Regions from separate parts of the Homo sapiens genome. Here regions 2 and 3 are each linked to region 1. A link is a contact called in ENCODE Hi-C or POLR2A ChIA-PET data. All regions are on one chromosome and are shown on one strand. Each heading gives the region's core, a stretch centred on a gene start or an enhancer-like site at or near the end of the contact. The rest is flanking DNA. Distances are from core to core; before and after follow the strand shown.

Region 1 (4,548 bases), core at 1,188-3,687:
TTTTTTAAGAGACAGAGTCTTGCTCTGTTGCCCAGGCTGGAGTGCAGTGGCATGATCTCAGCTCACTGCAACCTCCACCTCCCAGGTTCAAGTGATTCTCCTGCCTTGGCCTCCCGAGTAGCTGGGATCACAGGCACGTGCCACCACGCCCAGCAAATTTTTGTATTTTTAGTAGATACGGGGTTTCACCACGTTGGCCAGGCTGGTTTCAAACTCCTGACCTCAAGTGATCCGCCCGCCTTGGCCTCCCAAAGTGCTGGGATTGTAGGCATGAACCACCGCACCTGGACAGGACCCCAGACTCTTTCTGTAGCTCACAAATCAACAAAATTAGTAAGTATGTGAACTGTGATGCAGAGCTTCCAACCACATCCCAAACTGCCATGGACTGCGCTTCTCTTCACGCTCGAGCAGTGATGGCTGAGCACCATGCTTCTCCGCAGAGCTGAGCTGCTCTTTCTTGCTCCTCACCAGGTTCTCTCCTGCTCCTCCTGCGGTGGCCACAGCTTTGGCTGTGCTGTGTTTTGTGCCGCAGATAGGCCCTTTCTGACTTTATTTGACTAACCCCCCAGAACCCCTGATGGTGTTTAGCTGGCCAAAATTCAAAAATCCCTCTGAGATGCTTGTAGTTCAGAACATTTTTGTTAGGAAAATCCTCTCTCTCTTTACCAATGAGATTTTGCAAGAACAATCCCATCTTTCTCTTTGTCTTTCAGCTGACATTTTAGTCTTAAATTTTCTAGGGACACCTTCAGTTCAGCCTCTTATCACATTAGACTCTTATTTGTATTCTGGAGAGATGCTGGTCTTTAATATTCTCGAAGACAAATAAAGAACCCTCAGAAAACCCAGGGCCATTCTACTTTCTACCTTCAGTCCTGAATGATGTCAGGGAGCTCTCAGGACCTTCAGGTGGCATTGGAAATATCTCTTGGGTTTGGAAAGGGCAATTTAGATCCAAGCAATCTCAGAATGCATTTGTGATAGATATGTTATGAATTTTTACTGCCTCACCTCTTCACTTCCTCCCTGTCTGCGAGGTAGAACTAGGATTTTCTTATCCATTTCCAGCAACTCCCAGACCCCTGGTGAGGGAACCCTCTGTGTCTGCCGACCATGTCTTTGCAGAACAATTCAATCTATCCCGAGAGGCAGCCTCCCAGAGGCAGCAATGGGGAAATGCCAGGCTTCTCAACCTCCGTGTCAGCATTCTTGATATTTGGGGTGGGATAATCCTTTGTCAGGGGGACTGTTCTTTGCATTGTAGGATGTTTAGCAGAGTCTCTGGCCTCTGTCTGCTAGACACCAGTGGCACTCTGTAGTGTGACAGTGAAAAATGTCTCCAGACATTGTCAACTGAGAACTTCTGACATAATGGGAAGGGTAAAAACTTAGGGCCAGGCCAGGCGCAGTGTCTCACACCTGTAATCCCAGCACTTTGGGAGGCCGAGACGGGCGGATCACGAGGTCAGGAGATGGAGAGCATCCTGGCTAACACGGTGAAACCCCGTCTCTACTAAAAATACCAAAAAAAATTAGCCGGGCGTGGTGGTGGGCGCCTGTAGTCCCAGCTACTCAGGAGGCTGAGGCAGGAGAGTAGCATGAACCCGGGAGGTGGAGCTTGCAGTGAGCCGAGATCGCGCCACTGCACTCCAGCCTGGGCGGCAGAGTGAGACTCCGTCAAAAAAAAAAAACAAAAAACAAAACAAAACAAAAAACAAAAAAACCTAGGCCCAAAATACTGATGCTCGAATCTCAGCTCTACTGGGACGACCTTGACCAAGTCTATCTGAGCTCATAGTACCTGCCCCACGAGATTGCTTGCATAATTAAACTCAATGATGTGGTAGCTTTCAGTACATGTTTATTGAAGCCAAATCTCTTATCATCTGTTTTCTTAATTAATGGCAAGAATTACGTTCAGATGCGCAGTAAGCAATAAAAAAAAATCTAGCTTCCTTGTTTCACCAAAGGTACACTTCTAGCTCTTTGGCACAAACCGGTTTAGTTCAGTGTAGATGGAATCGCTCGGAGATCTGGCTTCATCACGGGAGAGAGGACATTTCACTTCTGGTGGTATCTCTCTTGTACCCGTTGAGAGCTGCTCCCACGCAGTTAATGGCGCCCAGATAATTACAGACGGAGCTGCCTTCGGGTTGTAAACAGAGCTTTGGGTGATTGCACACTGCCATTTATCCGGCCTATTTGCATTCGTACTTATTTGCATTTCTACATCTCCCACAGCTGACACTTGTTTTTTCATTTTGTGATTCCAAAGCACTTTTCTGATTACCCTGTGCCTGCTAGGAGTGCTCCCCATCAGGCGAGGGATGCAGCCTCCTTCCCGGCTCTGCCCTCTTGATTTCCTCCATGTTTTTGGAGGGAGGCCAGTTGTTGGGAGACCGCATCTGCCGTGAGCCCGGGACTAATGAGTCATTGTTCTTCTGAGAAGCCCGTTGGCGTCAGCTTCCTTTCAGCTGCGGCATCGCAGGACCTTGTCTGCCTTTTCCTCCGGGTTACACCTGGGACCTGCTGCATTATGTTACTATGACAAGGGTCACCTTACTTTCTCTTTTCGAAAGTGAGATTGACTTTCCTTCTGTTTCTGAAAGAAATGCGACTTAAAATTTGAGTCTGTAGCAATCAGCTTGAGATAGCCTACTCTGAAACTGCTAAAAGAACAGTTTCCATTTAAGAATTTAGCTGCAGTGCTGAGAACATACAACCCCTACCTTTTTAAGCCTCTCATGTGCTTATATTTCTTAAACAAAATGGCTATGTCTATTCCTTGCTTTCAGTAAAAGGCATACTCGTCAGTTTAATAAAATGTATGTTAATTTTCCTAAGCCAATTTACAAGCAGCATTGGTCAAATAGCTACATGCGGGATGATCACCCGAATATCTAATAATGATAGAGCACTTAACGGTTTACTAATTCCTTAACAACATCCATCATCTATTTTTCGATTTTCTTCTCTCTCTCGGTTTCCACATGACCCATGCATTGAAAGATTTAGATTTCCTATTTCGCCGAATTGTACTGTTTTCCCTTCCCTTCTGAGTGAAAGTAAGAAAACCTATGAGTTTAAAGTATGTCTTCTGCCCTACATGCTGTATGTAAAATTTAACAGAATTCAGCCGGGCGCAGTGGCTGATGCCTGTAATCCCAGCACCTTGGGAGGCTAAGGTGGGCGGATTACGAGGTCAAGAGACAGAGACCATCTTGGCCAACATGGTGAAACCCCATCTCTACTAAAAATACAAAAAATAGCTGGGCGTGGTGGTGTGTGCCTGTAGTTCTAGCTCCTCAGGAGGCTGAGGCAGGAGAATCACTTGAACCCAGGAGGCGGAGGTTGCAGTGAGTCGAGATCACGCCATTGCAATCCAGCCTGGAGACAGAGCAAGACTCTGTCTCAAAAAAAAAAAAAAAAAAAAATTAACAGAATTCTCCCTGTAAGTGAATTTGTAAGAAAACAAGAACATTGACTATTCCATTTAATAACAAAACTTCTGGGACAGACCAGCTCCCTCAGTGGATTAGTTAAATGATGTGCAGATTATATTAACCCATGGAATATAGCATCACGGACCCACATACCATCATCCTGACTTAGTACGACTCACACCAGCTCTGTATTTAAACGGATGAGGATAGATGTGGGCTCATATAATTACTGTGTCAATTACAAGGGAAGAATAAACAAATGTTTACCAATCAAGTAGTCACCAGCAACCTGCCTTTGGTAGATATACTAGTGTTCCTATTTGGGGAAAGGTATTATTTATTTTAATAGTTGCATAATGGTCACTTTCAAAATATGCCTTTGACTACGTTATGCTTATTTTCTGCATGTCACAGACTAGCCCTGCTTAGGTGAGCTTAGTAGATACACTAATGTTACTACTTTGAGAAAGGCATTATTTAATATTCCTTTCAGGAACACATTAATATACGATGTCAGAATTATGATGCTTGGTTTTTATACACAGCCTGTCCCAGCTCAGGTGAGGTCACATCCCTTGGCCATACCTGTGTAAAAAGCCAAAGGGGGCCCCTTTTCCAGACAGCAACCAGCCTAGCCCAGGCTCCCCTGCCTTGTGGCATCCACGCCACCAGTCACTGCCAAAGCGCATACAGGAGTCCCCGCTTATCCATGGTTTCGATTCCTGCAGTCTCTGGTACTCACAGTCAACCGAGGCCCGAAGATATTAAATGGAAAATACCAGCTCAACACTTCCTAAGTTTTAAATTGCTCACTGTTCTGAGTTGTGCGATGAAATCTCACACCCTCCCACCTGGATGTGGATCCTCCCTTTGTCTGGCATCTCCACGCTGTAGACACCACGCGCCCAGAAGTCACTTAGTAGCCATCTGGGATAGCAGAGCTATAGATCACAAGAAGAAGGATGAGCGCAGGACAATGAGATATTTAGAGAGAGCGGGAGTCCACATTCACGTAGCTTGTGTCGTGGTCCTCGCACCATTATACCTGCTCTGCTGTAGCACTGTTGTGAATGTCTTACTTTGCTTAATTTATAAGTTAAGC
Region 2 (4,548 bases), core at 536-3,035, 480 kb before region 1:
AAGCAAATCGAATGTTGAATTTAATGCTGTGGAGATGGTGAGAAACTGCTCAGAACAATTAATTCCCTCATTTTTTTTAACAGCTTAAAAACTAGCTTGCTTGAAGTTTCACATGGCATGCAAACACTTTCCCTGGGCAGTGGGGAATGGGTGTTGAGCCCCTGAAGAATGAGTCACCTTTTCTGCTCTTAACCTATCTGGACTTCCCCTGAAAAATCAATTGTCAGCCGAGTTTGGGAAAATTATTTCGGCCATTAGACTCTGAAATTCATTCTGAATTCTGAATTACTGAAATTCATTTATAGATTCAGTGAGTAGTTATTAAAATCTTGCTGTGTGTCAGGCACTATGCTGAATACTAGCCTTTCAAAATTGACCAAGTCAGACTTAGTCACTGTGGAAAAGACATTAAACGCAAACTAGGAGGAAACAAATAGAAAATACTTCCAGTAAATTATAGTAGGTCATTTTAATGCAGGGTACCTAAGCACACAGTCTGGGCCATTGGATTCATATTTGAGGATCAGTGAGGCCTTCCTGGAGTGTGTGAGGTTAAAGATGAGGCCCGAGAAGTGATTGGTGATGATGGTAGTGTGATAGGGGCAGTAAGTAGATTTTGAATGCTTACTTTTTCCTAGGTATTCTTTAGCTCTTGACCTAAAATATCTGACTTTAACCCCACAATAAATCCCAGGAGACAGTTTCTTTTTCTAATCCCATTTCACAGACGAGGAATCTGAGCCCCAGAGAGGTTAAGTAACTTCCCCATTGTCCCATAACTACGAAGCGCCAGAGCCTGGATTCAAGTCCAGACACAGAAACAATAGTGAACTCAGCTGAGGAAAGAGAATGGGAAAAATGCTTGAAAGGCAGGGGCTGTGTGTACAAAGCAATGGAGGATAGCAAGGAATGGCCGTTTCTTTCCTAGGCAAAGTACAAAGAGTACCAGGCAGACAGGGAAAGAGGAAGCCAGGTGGGCCACGTTCTGAAGGGTCTCGCAAGTTCCATTCAGAATCTGCACCAGCTGAACTTCGTGATTGTACTGCAGTTACCTAACAGTGTCCTCCTCCTTAGGAGGCACTAAACAATTAGGGGGTAAAGGATCGTGATGTTTGCAAATTACTCTCTAAGAACTCAGACGCTACATAGCAACAATAACAATACAGTTATACATATAGTAATAACTATGTTATATTCATTATATGTAAGTAGAGACAGAAAGAGGAAATCTCACAAAATTGATAACAAGTGGTTAACCTAGGTGAAGAACAGTTTTTTGTACAATTTTAATAACTTTTTATGAGTTTGCAATATTTTGCAAATAAAAAGAAGAGGAGGAGGAATCTACTTTATTTTATTTATTTATTTATTGAGGCAGGGTGTGATCAGAGCTCACTGCAGCCTCCACCTCCCGGGTTCAAGCAATTTTTCCACCTCAGCCTCCCTGGTAGCTGGGACTACAGGCGTGTGCCACCATGCCCAGTTAATTTTTGTATTTTTAGTAGAGACAGGGTTTCACTGTGTTGGCCAGGCTGGTCTCAAACTCCTGACCTCAGGTGATCTGCCCCACTTAGCCTCCCAAAGTGCTGGGATTATAGGCATGAGCCCCGGCACTGGCCCCCAACTGCAGAATCTACTTTATATGTGTGATGGGGATTCACTCAGTGGAGGATTGTATGCTATGGAGTGACCTGAGGAAATGTACACTTGAAGGTGTGGGAAACAAGCTGCTGAGATCAGGAACAGGGAGGCCACATGGGAGGATCCTCCAGCCATGCTGCAAGATGCCTGCCAGCCTGGAGGGAGCTGTGACCTGGTGTCCATAGGTGGCAGCACCAGGACATAACGTCAGCATAGTGAGTCATGGTTTTGTTTAAACTGCAATTGTGAAATATGATCACAGCATAAGAACATGCATTTTTTATGAGTTAATTGAGTCTAATTTTTAATTAGTTAATTGAGTTTGCTATAAAATCCAAGATGTATGAAAATTAAAAACAAAACTCCAACTTCTCCAAAACCTTCTCTTTATTTTTTAGGCTTATGCTGGCTTCTTTATTCTTAGACTCCTGTAATCATTGCCTGTATTTCCAGAATTCAGATCTCATTACAGGTTACATGGTATCCAAACATGAGTAATGCATACTTTGGAACTTTTTAATGGCAACTTAATGCTGACCTATGTTAGTTACTCCATTTCATGTAGGAATTACCTCATGTACTTATATTATATCCCCACAAATAATTTATGAAATTCTGGTTCAGCACCTAGGTAATTAAGCAAATTTACTTATATGTATGTGCACGTGTACAAATATAAGTATATATACACACACATATGTATTTCCCCCTTCCCTTAACAGATTTCTAATATGAGAGAAAAAAGTAAACTAATATTTGTTTGCATGCAATGTGAGAAATGATAGACATCCATTTTGCATACCAGGGCAAAACAATGGAACCTCTGAATCAGACTGTAAGTAAGGTGGCTGAAAGTGGGGACACACTGAGGGGTCAGGAAAATATTTTTCAAAACCATAAGACGTAATAGGAATTTTAAAAGACAAGCAGGAAATAGCTAGAACAAGGAAGAGAAGTGAGGCCTTCTGTAGAAGTTGACACTCTGCCAATTTCATCTTCTGCATTTGACAACAGGGGGTTTATTGGAGTCTCTTTTGTTTGAATCCTGAGTGGCAACAAAATGGTAATAATGTATTACTTGCCTTATTGTATGTAACTTAATTTTCTGGGCTTTTTAAACATGAATTGGAATTAGATGCAGGATTCCCTGTTGTTTTTGAGAAATTCAGTCAATGTTTCTCAGATTTAACCAATTGAGGCTGACATCTGCCTTGTAGCATCCCAGAGAATCCACTTTCTCTGGTAATTGAAATGTTGTTCTACAAGAGAGGTTGAAAAGTTCCTTCTATCTGCTTTCACTTCAGTTGTCAGCCTATCCTGTGCTACTTGTGTTCCCACTAAGATTTAGGAGTGGCTCAGAGGATGACGTTCTACCAAATTTCAACACAGTGACTGGCTGGCAAGTTAGTGAACTTCACCATCCTATAGCTACAGGCTACACTGATGATGATTTTCCTTTACGGGTGAAGCAGGAGGTCATTTGAGTGCAGTAAGGTGTTGTATAATGACAATGACACTTCAGTCCATGACAGACACAGGATGGTGGTCCCATACAATTATAGTGGAGCTGAAAAATTCCTATCGCCTAGTGACACTGTAGCTGTTGCAATGTAGTAGCTCAAGGCATTATTCATGTTTGTGGTGGTGCTGGTGTAAACAAAACTGTGCTGCCAGTCATATAAAAGTATAGCACATATGAAGTACAGTACATAATACTTGATAATGGTCATGAATAATTATGTTACTGGTTTATGTATATTGTATACTTTTTATTGCTATTTTAGAGTATACTCCTACTTATAAATAAGTTAACGGTAAAGCAGTCTCAGGCAGGATCTTCAGGAGGATTTCCAGAAGAAGGCATTGTTATAGGAAATGACAGGTCCATGCATGTCATTGCCCCTGAAGACCTTCCAGTGGGACAATATATGGGGGTGGAAGATGGTGATATGGATGATCCTGACCCTGTTAGGCTAATGTGTGTGTCAGTGTCTTAGTTTTCAACAAAAAGTTTAAAAAGTTTTACAAATTTAGAAACAGAAAAAAAGCATATAGAATACAGATATAAAGGAAGAAAATATATTTATATGGCTGTACAATGTGTTTGTGGTTTAAGCTAAGTGTTATTACAAGTGTCAGAGTTTTAAAAATTAAGAAGTGTATAAAGTCAGAAAGTTACAGTAAGCCAAGGTCAGTTTATTATTGAGGAACTTTGTTGTATACATTTAGTGTAACCTAGATGTACAGTGTTCATAACGTCTACAGTGGTATACAATAATGTCCTAGGCCTTCACATTCACTCACTCACTGAATCAGGAGAGCAACTTGGAGTACTGTAAGCTCCATTCACAGTAAGTGTCCTATTCAGGGGTACGTTTCTTTTTTTTTTTTTTTAGACAGTCTCACTCTGTTGCCAGGCTGGAGTGCAGTGGCGCTATCTTGGCTCACTGCAACCTCCGCCTCCTGGGTTCAAGCGATTCTCCTGCCTCAGCCTCCGGAGTAGCTGGGATTACAGGCACACACCACCACACCCAGCTAATTTTTGTATTTTTAGTAGAGACGAGACGGGGTTTCACCATGTTGGCCAGGATGGTCTCAATCTCTTGACTTCGTGATCCACTTCGGCCTCCCAAAGTGCTGGGATTACCGGCATGAGCCACTGCGCCCGGCCCAGGGGTACCATGTTTTTTATCTTTTATACTGTATTTTCACTGTACCTTTTCCATGTTCACATGTGTTTAGATAGACATTGTGCATCTACTTACCATTGTTTTATGGTTTCCTTTTTTATTTTTTCTGGTAGAGTCTTGCTCTGTGGCCCAGGCTGGAGTGCAGTGGCACAATCTTGGCTCACTGCAACCTCCACCTCCTAGGTTCAAGCACGTCTCATGCCTCAGCCTCCCAAGT
Region 3 (4,548 bases), core at 815-3,314, 450 kb after region 1:
TCAGGAATGGAAAACCAAACATCGTATTCACTTATAAGTGAGAGCTAAGCTAGGAGGATGCAAAGGCGTAAGAATGATATAATGGACTTTGAAGACTCGGGGGAAGGCTCAGAGCGGGGTGAGGAATAGACTACATATTTGGTACAGTGTACATTGCTTGGGTGACAGGTGCACCAAAATCTTAGAAATCACCACTACAGAACTTATCCATGTAACCAAAAAACACCTGTACCCCAAAAACTATTGAAAATAAAATAAAAAAGAAAATTGTAAAAAAAAAAAAGAGGTGGCATTTCACACATTTTGAACACGTACACTGAGCTCCTCTAAAATGGTTAAAAAAAAAAGTTCAAATGAACAACTGGATAGACCCCCTACATCTTTTACCAAAGATCTACAGTAATTCTGTCAGAGGTCAGTTCTATGTATTGAAGAGCAGGTGGTGACAACGAGGACATAAAAAAGAGAAAACAACAGCTTTGTCAAGTAATCTGTTTTACAGATTTTTCTATTGTAAAATTAACTGCAATGTTGCTAAGAAAAATATTGAGATCTTCTTGTTCCGTACACTGCTGTTCACTTACAGTTGGATGAAACCCATTATCCTGACCTATTTTTATTATAACACAGACAGAAGCCTGACTGAAAAGTCAAGTTTTTTTTTTTTTTTACCACTGAAGCAGCAGTCATTTTTGCAGCACATTTTCATTTCTCTGCCCTTCTCGCTTTTACCTAAGAATGCTCATGTCCATTTCTTTCCGGAGTAGGGTTATACAGAATTCTAATTTCTGATCCGCCCATTTGGATAATGAATTCTTCATGGTGGTTAAAGACATGGGCTGTGCAGCCAGACCTTTCTTCATTACCAGCTGTGAAACCCTGGACAAGATACTTAAACTGTGTGCCTCAGTTTCCTCATCTGTCAAAAAGAGAGTATAACAGGACCTACCTCATAGAGTTGTTGAAAAGATTAAATGGGTTAATAGAAATAAAGACAATGGCCTATTTTAACCGTTAAGTGTTCACTATTAATTTTAAAGAAAAAGGTATCAAAATTGCTCGAAAACTGATCCGTTAACAAATTTATAATAAACTTTCTGACAAAATTTCTAAAAATACTAGATGTATTCAAAAGGAACCAAAGGAATTCTCATTACACCCTGTACCATTATTCAGAGAAGTTGTTCCTTAGAAGTACCCAGAACTATCTCAGAATTAAAAGAGGCAACTAATTTCTTCACAGCTTATAAAAATAAAACAAATTTGTTTGGGCCAACTGAATGATGACAAGCAAGAATATGGCTCCTGTGTTCAGTTCTAACTACAGTTACAGGTGTGAATTTTCTTTAAGCAGGAAAAAGAGGACACTTTACTGCCTTATTCCTAGAACCATAGAGCAAGACCATAAGATGCCAAGAGGAGCTGCCGAGGTATTTTCATTACAGGGGACAGGGGGCAGCAGTTTGCAAGTTTACTCTGGGATGCAAAGGACAGGGAGTAAGAGGACATTTGAACATACAAACATAGGCACGTAAAAAGAGGGAAATTCTCAGTTATGGTGAGTTTGTTCTCTCAATTAAAAAAAAAATAAAGACATAAAAATAAGTTAATAGAGTATGGAAGAAAAAGCAACAAATGCTTTGGTTACCGAAGTTCCACCTTAGAGCTTCCTGCAGTAGCAAAGTTTTAGACAAATGAATCCTTACTTTTGTGCACGTGTGAGCAACAATCTGCACAATACTAGCACTAAAGGACAGTAAGGGGCCCTCAGAACAGGAAAGCAACGTATCTGTCTGCATAGTCTAAGTGCAATTTCTCACGGAAGAGATGACAGGCATTCTCTGGAGCGGGCAAAAGGAGAGGAGGAGGAGAACGCGGGGAAATAGCCAGTACGCACTCGATTTCCGAATGTCTCTTTTACTCGAATGAGGGCAGAGGGGAGGGACCACTTTCGTTCAGTAATGATGAGAGGCACTTCAGTGAGGCCACTCTTCCGAAGCTAGCGGCAGGGGAGGCAGCCGCACTCTGCTCCCAGCCCCCGCAACGTTGAGGGTGAGCTGGGGGAGTCTACAAGGGAAGGGGAGCCGGCAACACGCTCGAGCGGAACCCTGCGGAGCTGCAACCCCGGGAGGAGTCGCCGGACAGACTCAGACGCGGTCCCCTGGGACCCAGGGATGCACCGCGCCCCTCCCGCCCCAGCCTGCAGAGACTGGATGCTTCCCTCCCCACCTGGCGGGAAGCAGAGGCCCTCGGGCCCGACCGAGTTCGGGCCAGGACCCGCCCCGCTTTCTGCGAGCGACCGACTGCGGCCGCCACACTCACCTCGCCGCCAAGCAGCACTCGGGTTCTGACTCGGTCTCGGGTTCCGGTGGCGGTGGTGGCGGCGGCGGCGGTGGCGGCGGCTCCTCCATGGCGGCGGCAGGCGTGACGGCAAAGGCGGGAGGAGGGACCAGCGCGGCAGCGGCTTCTCTCATCCGTGCACGGAGCCCCGCATGGCCGCGGCGGGCAGTAAGCTGCAGCCTGGCGCGGGGCACCGGAGCCCCGAAGTGCGGGAGTGACTCGACTCCGCCTCCGCCTCTACCCCGCCGCAGGAGCCGTGCGCGCCGCGGCCATCTTGGAAACGGCGACCGGCCGAGCGCCGGGGCTACGGTGGGCGGCGAGGGACAAGCCTCCCAGATCGGCGGCGGTGGCGGCGGCGGCGGCGGGCGCCGGAATGCGACCGGACGGGGGCGGAGACGGCGGCAGGGAGGGGCGGGGAGCGCCGTCAAGTGTCGGCGCGATTCGGTCCTGGAGCCGGGTCTCGCCAGCTCGCCCGGTGTCGCCCCGGCCGGTGGCAGTGGGGGACTGTGGAGCGGAGCCGGGCTGTGCAGCGGGCTGGGAGCTCGAGGCTTCCCAGGCGGTCGTCGGTCTGGGAGGGACGCTGGGTAGGGCCGATGAGCGGGGCGGGCGCGACGCTATGAGCCCGGCCGGAGTCGCCGCCCAGGGACCTGCCACCCGGATCCCACCTTCCAGGAGGACGGACGTCACCCAGACGCTCGCAACTCCGGTCTCTTGACAGCGCAGCCTTCCACAGGCTCGAATTTTTAAGACTTGACATAAAGTCTCCGGAATTCCAGATTATTAAAGTGACCCCCTCATTTCAACCCGGCAAAACTTCTCACCCCAGTGTCATAAGATTCGATAGCGATCTCCCAGAAACTTGGACTGGAATGCTCCTACACTGAGGGGATGGGGGGAAGAAGAAATGCTAAAGATTATTTCAGAGTTACAGAAATCCTGTTGAAATTCCAATGCATCGTTTACTCTTAGCGCTGGGGCTTCACAGTTTTTTTTTAAGTTGGAAATATTTACAAAATTTCCCATAGGGTGAAATCCAGAGTTAATCCAAAACCAGAATCTTTTAAAATTAAGTACATTCAAATGTGCAGATTTCTTAAACCTCATTTAGTTGAGCTTTGATAGGTGAAACGCACGTTTTGAACAACTCTGGTAACAAAGAAAAACATTAAATTGATTATAGGTATGTTATATTTAAAGACCAGTTGTGAAATTAGCTATATTGTGCTCAAAGTATGTTACTGACATTTCTCCGTCGTTAAAAGGAACTGCTCCATTCTAGTTTTTTATAATAGTCTGTATTATGTATATAGCCTGATAGTGCTGAATTTCTGAATTGACCTTCATCTTATTTACTCAATAATATTCATTTGACAAATACTTATTAAGTGCATATATGTGTCAGGAACTGTACTAGATGCTGAGGATATAGCAGTAAGCGCAACAGACCAAGCTAACAGCTTAGTAAAGGGTGAGGTAAAACAAAACAAAAAAGTATTCAAAAAAATAAACTAATTTTTATCTTAATTTAAAAAATTACAAATTTTTAAAAATCACAAATTGGTATCCATGTATAATTCATTTCCGTGCATTTTCTTGTGTGAAGAAAGCTCAGTAAAAGTATTTCTTAGGTTTCTGTAATTCTAGTTCTCTACTCGATTTTCTTCTGCAATTTTCTGAGCCAGAACCCTTCTTAGAAGGCATATTAGAGACTTTAAAAGTTAAATAATAAAATAAATCTCTTCTTTAAACAGCATTGTACTACGTATTCTTTGGTATGACTACCGAATTTAAGCTAGCTGATAATGCAGACACGTGTGTCCAAGTCACAAAACACTTAGCAAATATAATCAGCATGCGGGAGACCTGTGGCTTGTTCTTGTGTTTTAATTTCCACTTGAGGATACTATGTATTTTAGCAGGAACCAAGTAAATTTACACTTACCTAATCAAGTAATGCATCATGTATAGAAACCTAAGTTAACTGGTACTAAATATTCAATATAAGTGTTGTGACTTTTCGCCCCACCCCCATGCTGGGTCCAGGAAAGCTGTTTCTCTGGCTGACAACCCTCTCATCTCACCCCGTGCCCCCACTTTGTCTTCAGGGCTCCCAGTGAGCGCCTCACAGCCCCCAGATTTCTTTTCTGCCTTCTCCACCATAGTGTAAGCTCCTTCAGGAAAGAAGCTGTTCTTCCTTCTTCTGACCTT

What was found. A loop is a pair of places that touch in the nucleus more often than their neighbours do. ChIA-PET counts read pairs that join two places held with the same protein, here RNA polymerase II (POLR2A). Pooled maps may share reads with other maps.
Region 2: a loop to region 1 is called in a pooled map, with 2.2 times the contacts of the local background. The contact joins two enhancer-like sites. A Hi-C loop is called at or near these places in 1 of 168 maps with a recorded cell type or tissue (heart left ventricle) and 4 of 50 pooled maps. POLR2A ChIA-PET finds 5 or more read pairs at or near these places in 1 of 52 experiments (activated naive CD4-positive, alpha-beta T cell).
Region 3: a pooled map shows a loop between it and region 1 (2.5-fold over the local background). The contact joins the promoter of MAP3K4-AS1 here to the enhancer-like site in region 1. A Hi-C loop is called at or near these places in 3 of 50 pooled maps. POLR2A ChIA-PET finds 5 or more read pairs at or near these places in 2 of 52 experiments (Caco-2 and activated T-cell).

Annotation. Positions count from the first base shown.
Region 1 is chr6:161,437,105-161,441,652 of GRCh38, reverse strand. The region is part of intron 9 of PRKN (parkin RBR E3 ubiquitin protein ligase); the gene reads left to right. All of the region lies in intron 1 of LOC124901456 (a long non-coding RNA gene), which reads right to left. Among named protein-coding and RNA genes, the nearest start is that of AGPAT4, 170 kb to the right of the region's middle. Within about 2 kb of position 2,437, at least 13 of the 41 ENCODE cell types and tissues checked have a DNase peak (open chromatin) inside an H3K27ac peak, as active enhancers do.
Region 2 is chr6:161,920,273-161,924,820 of GRCh38, reverse strand. All of the region lies in intron 6 of PRKN (parkin RBR E3 ubiquitin protein ligase), which reads left to right. Among named protein-coding and RNA genes, the nearest start is that of LNCR-SMAL, 310 kb to the left of the region's middle. Within about 2 kb of position 1,785, at least 4 of the 41 ENCODE cell types and tissues checked have a DNase peak (open chromatin) inside an H3K27ac peak, as active enhancers do.
Region 3 is chr6:160,989,858-160,994,405 of GRCh38, reverse strand. MAP3K4-AS1 (MAP3K4 antisense RNA 1) reads left to right here and starts at 2,064. Exons shown (of 1, transcript NR_174962.1): 1 at 2,064-4,088. MAP3K4 (mitogen-activated protein kinase kinase kinase 4) reads right to left here and starts at 2,637. Exons shown (of 27, transcript NM_005922.4): 1 at 2,323-2,637. The coding sequence starts at 2,474. RefSeq lists silencers at 1,832-1,961, 1,875-2,169, 2,632-2,961 and enhancers at 2,230-3,099, 3,052-3,121, 3,142-3,201.